2 separate regions of the Mus musculus genome follow, and region 1 is linked to region 2. Evidence: chromatin loops called from intact Hi-C (ENCODE). Cell type or tissue: heart. All regions are shown on one strand. Each heading gives the region's core, and the rest is flanking DNA. Links, peaks and the distances in the headings are about the cores only.

The links. Peaks named below come from ENCODE experiments on the same cell type or tissue, not always from the same donor. Only the 100,000 strongest peaks of a DNase experiment are listed, where the experiment ranks them.
Region 1: a loop joins it to region 2, with 2.4 times the contacts of the local background. A loop is called at or near these places in 1 of 42 quality-filtered maps.

What each region holds. Positions count from the first base shown.
Region 1 is chr14:103,944,787-103,947,706 of GRCm38, reverse strand. No RefSeq gene overlaps it. Among named protein-coding and RNA genes, the nearest start is that of 4930518C04Rik, 47 kb to the right of the region's middle. In heart, for the core only: no CTCF peak of the experiment used is centred there; a DNase peak (open chromatin) is centred at 1,716.
Region 2 is chr14:104,025,714-104,028,633 of GRCm38, reverse strand. It overlaps 4930432J09Rik (RIKEN cDNA 4930432J09 gene), which reads left to right and starts at 1,492. Exons shown (of 3, transcript NR_045953.1): 1 at 1,492-1,707. The region is part of intron 1 of Gm41238 (a long non-coding RNA gene); the gene reads right to left. In heart, for the core only: no CTCF peak of the experiment used is centred there; a DNase peak (open chromatin) is centred at 1,353; H3K4me3 peaks cover 293 bases; H3K27ac peaks cover 555 bases.

The sequences.
Region 1 (2,920 bases), core at 325-2,824, 81 kb after region 2:
TAGAAGGGACCAGGCCAAACCCAGGCACACAGAAAGTCTTATATAATATGACTAGAAAGGACCAAGTCGAACTCAATTCCTAGCTTTTCTCTCTGAAGCCACTAAATTAATATGGCTTCATATTAATTTAGTGTGTGTGTGTCTCTTGAATCTCTCTACTTCTTTTCTATAAAAAGCCATCCCTTGTCTGCAACCCTATAGGTAGAACAACAATATGAACTAACCAGTACCCCCAGAGCTCATATCTCTAGCTGCTTATGTTGCAGAAGATGTCGGCCATCATTGGGAAGAGAGGCCCCTTGGTCTTGCAAACTTTATATGCCCCAATACAGGGGAATGCCAGGGCCAAGAAGTGGGAGTGGGTGGGTAGGGGAGCAGGGCGAAGGGAGGGTAGAGGGAACTTTCGGGATAGGATTTGAAATGTATATAAAGAAAATATCTAATTTTTAAAAAAGCCATCCCTTAGACAAACTATCATCTTCTGCTCTGCCTTCACCAGATCGCCCATTCCTCTGGTCTGTTAGCGCACCTGTCACAATCCCAAAGCCATGTCTGTGTCCTCCTAAAACGTCACCCATTAGCTTCCCAGGACTCTTAGGATAGAATCGTAAATCCTCAACCTGGCTCAGAAGGCTGTGTGAACTGGCTTCAGATCGTATCTGAACATCGAGGCCCTGAAGTTCCTGCTTCACCCTCCACTGGTAATTAATTGCTCATCGCTCTACACCTGGATAGCTCTGAGGGAGAGCCTGGGCTTCAGAGTGACAATTAATTCTCAGGAAACTCTGCCCTCCTCAGTGGGAGTTGGCTGCTTTAATGACATATGCATCTACCTATTCTCTTATTCTCTCTCACCCACACTGCACAGTACTTACCGCACAGTACTTACTGCACAGTTCTCACCCCTTAGCCATGACTTGTCTGCTTTACACCCTAGATCTGATGCAACTTGTTCATGCTGAGGATACCAGGGCTTAGAACAGTGCTTGGCTCTTTAAGGTTGAAGGAAAAGGACAAAGGGAAAGGGGATACAGGGAAGAAGAGATGGGACAGATCACCCTAGAGAAACCAGAATCAAACTCTGCTAAAGAGAGGTCTTTCAGAAGTCCAAGTGGGTCAGGAAGTAAACTGGGTACTGGGAAAGCACCATCATGAGCTGTGATTTAGAAAACATTTGAACTGACTTGGTTATACACACTACAGACATCGTCTGACTTTCAACCTCCGTTGATAACAACATATAATCTGGATTCTCTTCAAAAGAATTTGGAACAAGCACTCCTTAATGGGCTTGACATTTTACAAGTGCTTGGGGGAGTCCTGCAATGCCTCCAGCACTGGGTGCAACACTGACTACAGGTCTGTGTACTCCTTTGCAGCTGCATGCCTGGGCTAGCAGACTCTTTCATCTCTCCTTTGTTGTATACGGTGACCCATGCATTACCCTAAATATAATTAAACCGCCATGTCTTCTTCTATATTGCCTCAACTGTACTCTGATGCACAACCCATTCACAAGCCTGCATATCTGAAGTCCATGCAGATGACTGGGGCTTTCTGCTTAGACAGTCACAAAATCAGGGTGTTAGGCAGGACACCCTGCTCTCTGAAGAGTCTGCAGGAAGGCACACTTCCATATGCAGGGCTGGCAGCATCTCTGTGCTGAGAGGACTCACATCAGCATTTCCTGGTTAGCCCATACTTCTTGCCATAAGGCCCTCTCCATCTGCAAATCTGCAAAGTCCCATCAAGTCCTCTTTACTCTTAGATGTCCTCTGACTTCCTCTTCAGCCACCAAAAATAGAACTGTGCCTTGAAAGGGCACACGTGACAGGGTTGGGCCCATTTGTAACCTTCTGGTTTTAAGGTCAACAGGTTATAACATGCTTATGTCTGCAAAATTTCTGCCTTGCAACATATTTAACCACAAAGTAAACTCTCAAAGATAATAGGAGCATGTTAGAAATTTGCCACTGGAAGTAGAGGTGGTTTTTTTTAAAACTCTTCACACTATAGAAAATTTTTAAGAAGTATCATCTTGTTAATAAACAAGATACTCTCTTCTTGCTGTTTTGGCTTTGGAGGAGTATCCTAGGGCCTGCTCTCCCTTCTGTGGGCTAATACAGAAACGCTATTCTTTGTTTTATTGAAGAGAGTCATCCTCTCTAATTTATACTGTTGGATATGGAAAAGGATCCTAAGATAGGCTTAATTTTCTGTTGAATTCTAAGTATGGTTCTGCTTAAAGTTAATTGGTCAGAATTACCTGTAGGTTTTCAAAATTAATTTTTCTCTTCTTCTATGTACTTTTAGTAGTCTTTGCCAGAACCCTAGTCTTAAGTACAATACCTACACCCTACAATTTTCTATTTTTTAAATACTATATTGCCATCTTGATATAATCATTCAGATAAACATTTTATATATATATATATATATATATATATATATATATATATATATATATACATACACTTCTGTGGTTTGAATATGTTTGACCCCCATATAGATTCATGTGTGTTTGAATGCTTGGCCCATAGAGAGTTGTACTATTAGGAGTATGGCCTTATGGGAAGTTTGTTAGAGGAAGTTTGTCACTGTGGAGGTGGGGCTTTAAGATTTTAAATGTTCAAGCTACATCCTGTATGGAATCAAGTCTCCTCCTGGCTGACTTTGGGTCAAGATGTAGGACTTTAAGCTCCTCTAGAACCATGTCTGCCTGCAGGCTTTCTGCTATGATAATAATAAACTGAGCTTCTGAAGCTGTAAGTCAGCCCCAATTTAATGGTTCCCTCTATAAGGGTTGCCTGGGTCATGGTATTTCTTCACAGCAATGGAAACCCTGACTAAGACTCTTTATATTTCACACATCCTAAGCTGCTCTCATATAGGATCTGGTGATAACATCACTAGCTTCTTT
Region 2 (2,920 bases), core at 252-2,751:
GCATACCATGAGAACCATCAACAGTAGAAAGAGGACACGAAGACCCCAGACCCCAGGAGGACTGCAGCCTCTTCCGGGAGATCAAGACGCACAAAGTGCACAGGAAGAACAGGAGGAAAAAGGAGGTAACAAATATTCCCAGGGCAAGTTAAAAAAAGAAAGGCAATTGCAAACCCCAGAGAAAACCAACAGAATCCTGGTCATGGAAGCCACTGTCTAGCTGAAATTCATATCAAACGTGCCTTGAGTTTTAATAATTAGCAATGCATTTTAAAGGTAATCAGCTTGACTTTGAACATATGTTTCTTGGAGTGAGTAGCAAGTGAAGCCGAGAGAAAGGAAAGTGGCATGAACGGACAGCGTGGTCCAACAAACAAGAATAATCATGGCACAAGGAAACATCGATTAAACACCGATTTTTCAGATCTTCTCACCCCTGTCTGTCAAAATACGAAAGACTTGGTTACAATTGATGGAGATATGTTACTTTCCCAGTCTTAAAGATCGTCACATCCTGAAATAGCAATTGGGCTTTTCTTCTACAGCAAAACCAGTTCGCTCAAAAATGCCTGAGGCGTTCTGCACATTATGCAAAGAGACACCATTGAGAACAAGGAGAATAGACTCAGATATGAAGAGACTCCAGTGATGTAAAAAAAAAAATTAAAGCTACCATTAAAAATGTGGAATGGCTAGTATATCTTCATACTTTGAAATATGAAGGCAAGACAGACTTTAGAGATTTTATTGGTCAAGAAACGGAAATGTACAAATATCTCAGCTCTGCATGACATGCAGGGATACAGGCCAGGCAGTGATCCCCAGCGCACCTGCTGCACTGCCGGCAGCTGTAGACCACAGCTCTCTTGAATGGGTCAGGCCTGACACATGACAGACCCCCAACTGCAAGGGCAGCGGGGGTTTTGAGACAGTGTTGCAGCAGCTAAACTGACTGGTATCCCTCTCACTTCTGTCTGCCCAGGGTTACAGATAAAATCTGAACAGAGCATGGAGGCAAGGCGGTGCAATCGAAATGATCGCCCACAGATCCTAAGTCATTTCTGGGGCTGGATCTCAGAAACAGATTCTTGAAGCTGTACTGTGTGGGATTGCTCTAGTCCAGAATCCATTGTTGCCCCGACTTCGGGAAATAGTTTCTCCAGAAAATTCTATGACCCTTCGTGTTTTTAATTTACGCGTTGAACTTTTTCAGACATCGGAAACGACGAGAGGAATCTTGCTTTTGCAATAACAAGCTGATGTTATATTTAGCTGTTGTTCTCAGAATAAACAAGCCAAAGCTTTACGTACAAAAGCTGCACATCCTGTTTACCACCAGTAGGGGGAGCTGTAAGAACTCTAAAGCTCCCCCCACCAAGTGCTGAGAACAGACTGGGAATGGAAAAAGTTACAGATTAAATTAATCACTTCCCTACCTCCCTCTCCCCCGCCCCCCAAGGTTTGTTAAGGAGGAACAGTGAGTTTCTTGAAGAACATTGGGCTATTATATCCATTAAAGCAAGAAAGAGTATATTTAATTGTTTCTGGTTTAAGATGTCCCTAAAGTGATGTCTGCTTTGTTTTCTTCTTCCAAAATAAAAAATGTTGATTTTAGCCAGGCTCCTTTCCATTGACACGCGCTACACTTCTGGATGAGAATACAGAAAATGCCACCTTTATCTTCACCTAAGACCACCTGGATTCCAGGTAGGACCCTGAACCTCTTTCTCTGCTCCCCTCCTCCCAGAACTTTGCTACCTGTTGCTTCAGGGCAGCGTGGGCATTGTGAGTGCTACACTGACTGCAGCCAGTCTCTCACCTGAGCACATTATGCTTCTTCACTCTACCATCACCCGTTCAAGGGAGGGTTCTCTTTGGCGTGGGTTTTGTTCTCTCTCTACTTCTTAGAAGAAATGATCAGAATTATTTCTAAATTCTACTCTTTCCTGCTACTTGAATTGATAAGTTATGACACCAAGAGTGAGCTGAAGTGCTGAGAAGCTAATAAAATTTGTTTCTGTAGCTAAGAGTGATTTCCTTGTCTTTATATCTTTTCTTTTTTTTTTCTTCTTTTCTTTTTTTATTTCCTATTTTGTGTGAAAACATGGTTTTCTTTGATTTTCATGTGAGCTAATTAACCTCTTTGACATCTTAGTCCAAACACTTTCCAAAGTCTTGTATTTTATTTTTGCGTGTCTAGTCATGGATAAGATGCATGATTTAGAATGTAATGTGACATTTGATCCATATTTTGTCCATAGTTGTCAATGGGATTATCTGATTTATTGAACAAATACACAATAAAGATATTTATCACTAAGGTCATAAAGAAGTATATTCCAGTACTCAGAATTTTCAAAAACTGTGTTGAAAAATTACATTTACCAAATCTGTTATCAAATATAACTAGATAAGAATATTATCTTCTCAAATATAACTTAATAGAAATATTACCAGATAATTTTTACTAATATGTTTTTTTAAGTATAACTTTTAATTGAAATATCTCACAATTCTTCTTTCTTTTTTTAAAAAAAAAATGTTTCAACTACTTTGCACTAGAAATGAAATCTAATGTAGGCCTATGGAGTTTTAAAAGAAAACCTTGGGTCAACATATCCTGCAGGAAGGTCTAGATGGTTCTCCTTAGATGCAAACGGTGTCTTCAACATGGATACAGTATAAACAAATACTTTTTTAAAAGAAAAATGGATTTACCATTGCGAACCCACGCGATCAGTGATAGAGCTACATCTCTGTCTGAGTTCCCGGGTGCCAGTGGCCTCCAGATGTTATCTCAGCAATACAAATTGAGTTCCCTAAGATGACACACAGCTCCCCATCCATGAGATACCCCTCAGAGAACAGTGTGTATGGAAGGGGGGTGTACACTAAAGAGATTGCCAATATGATAGATCCA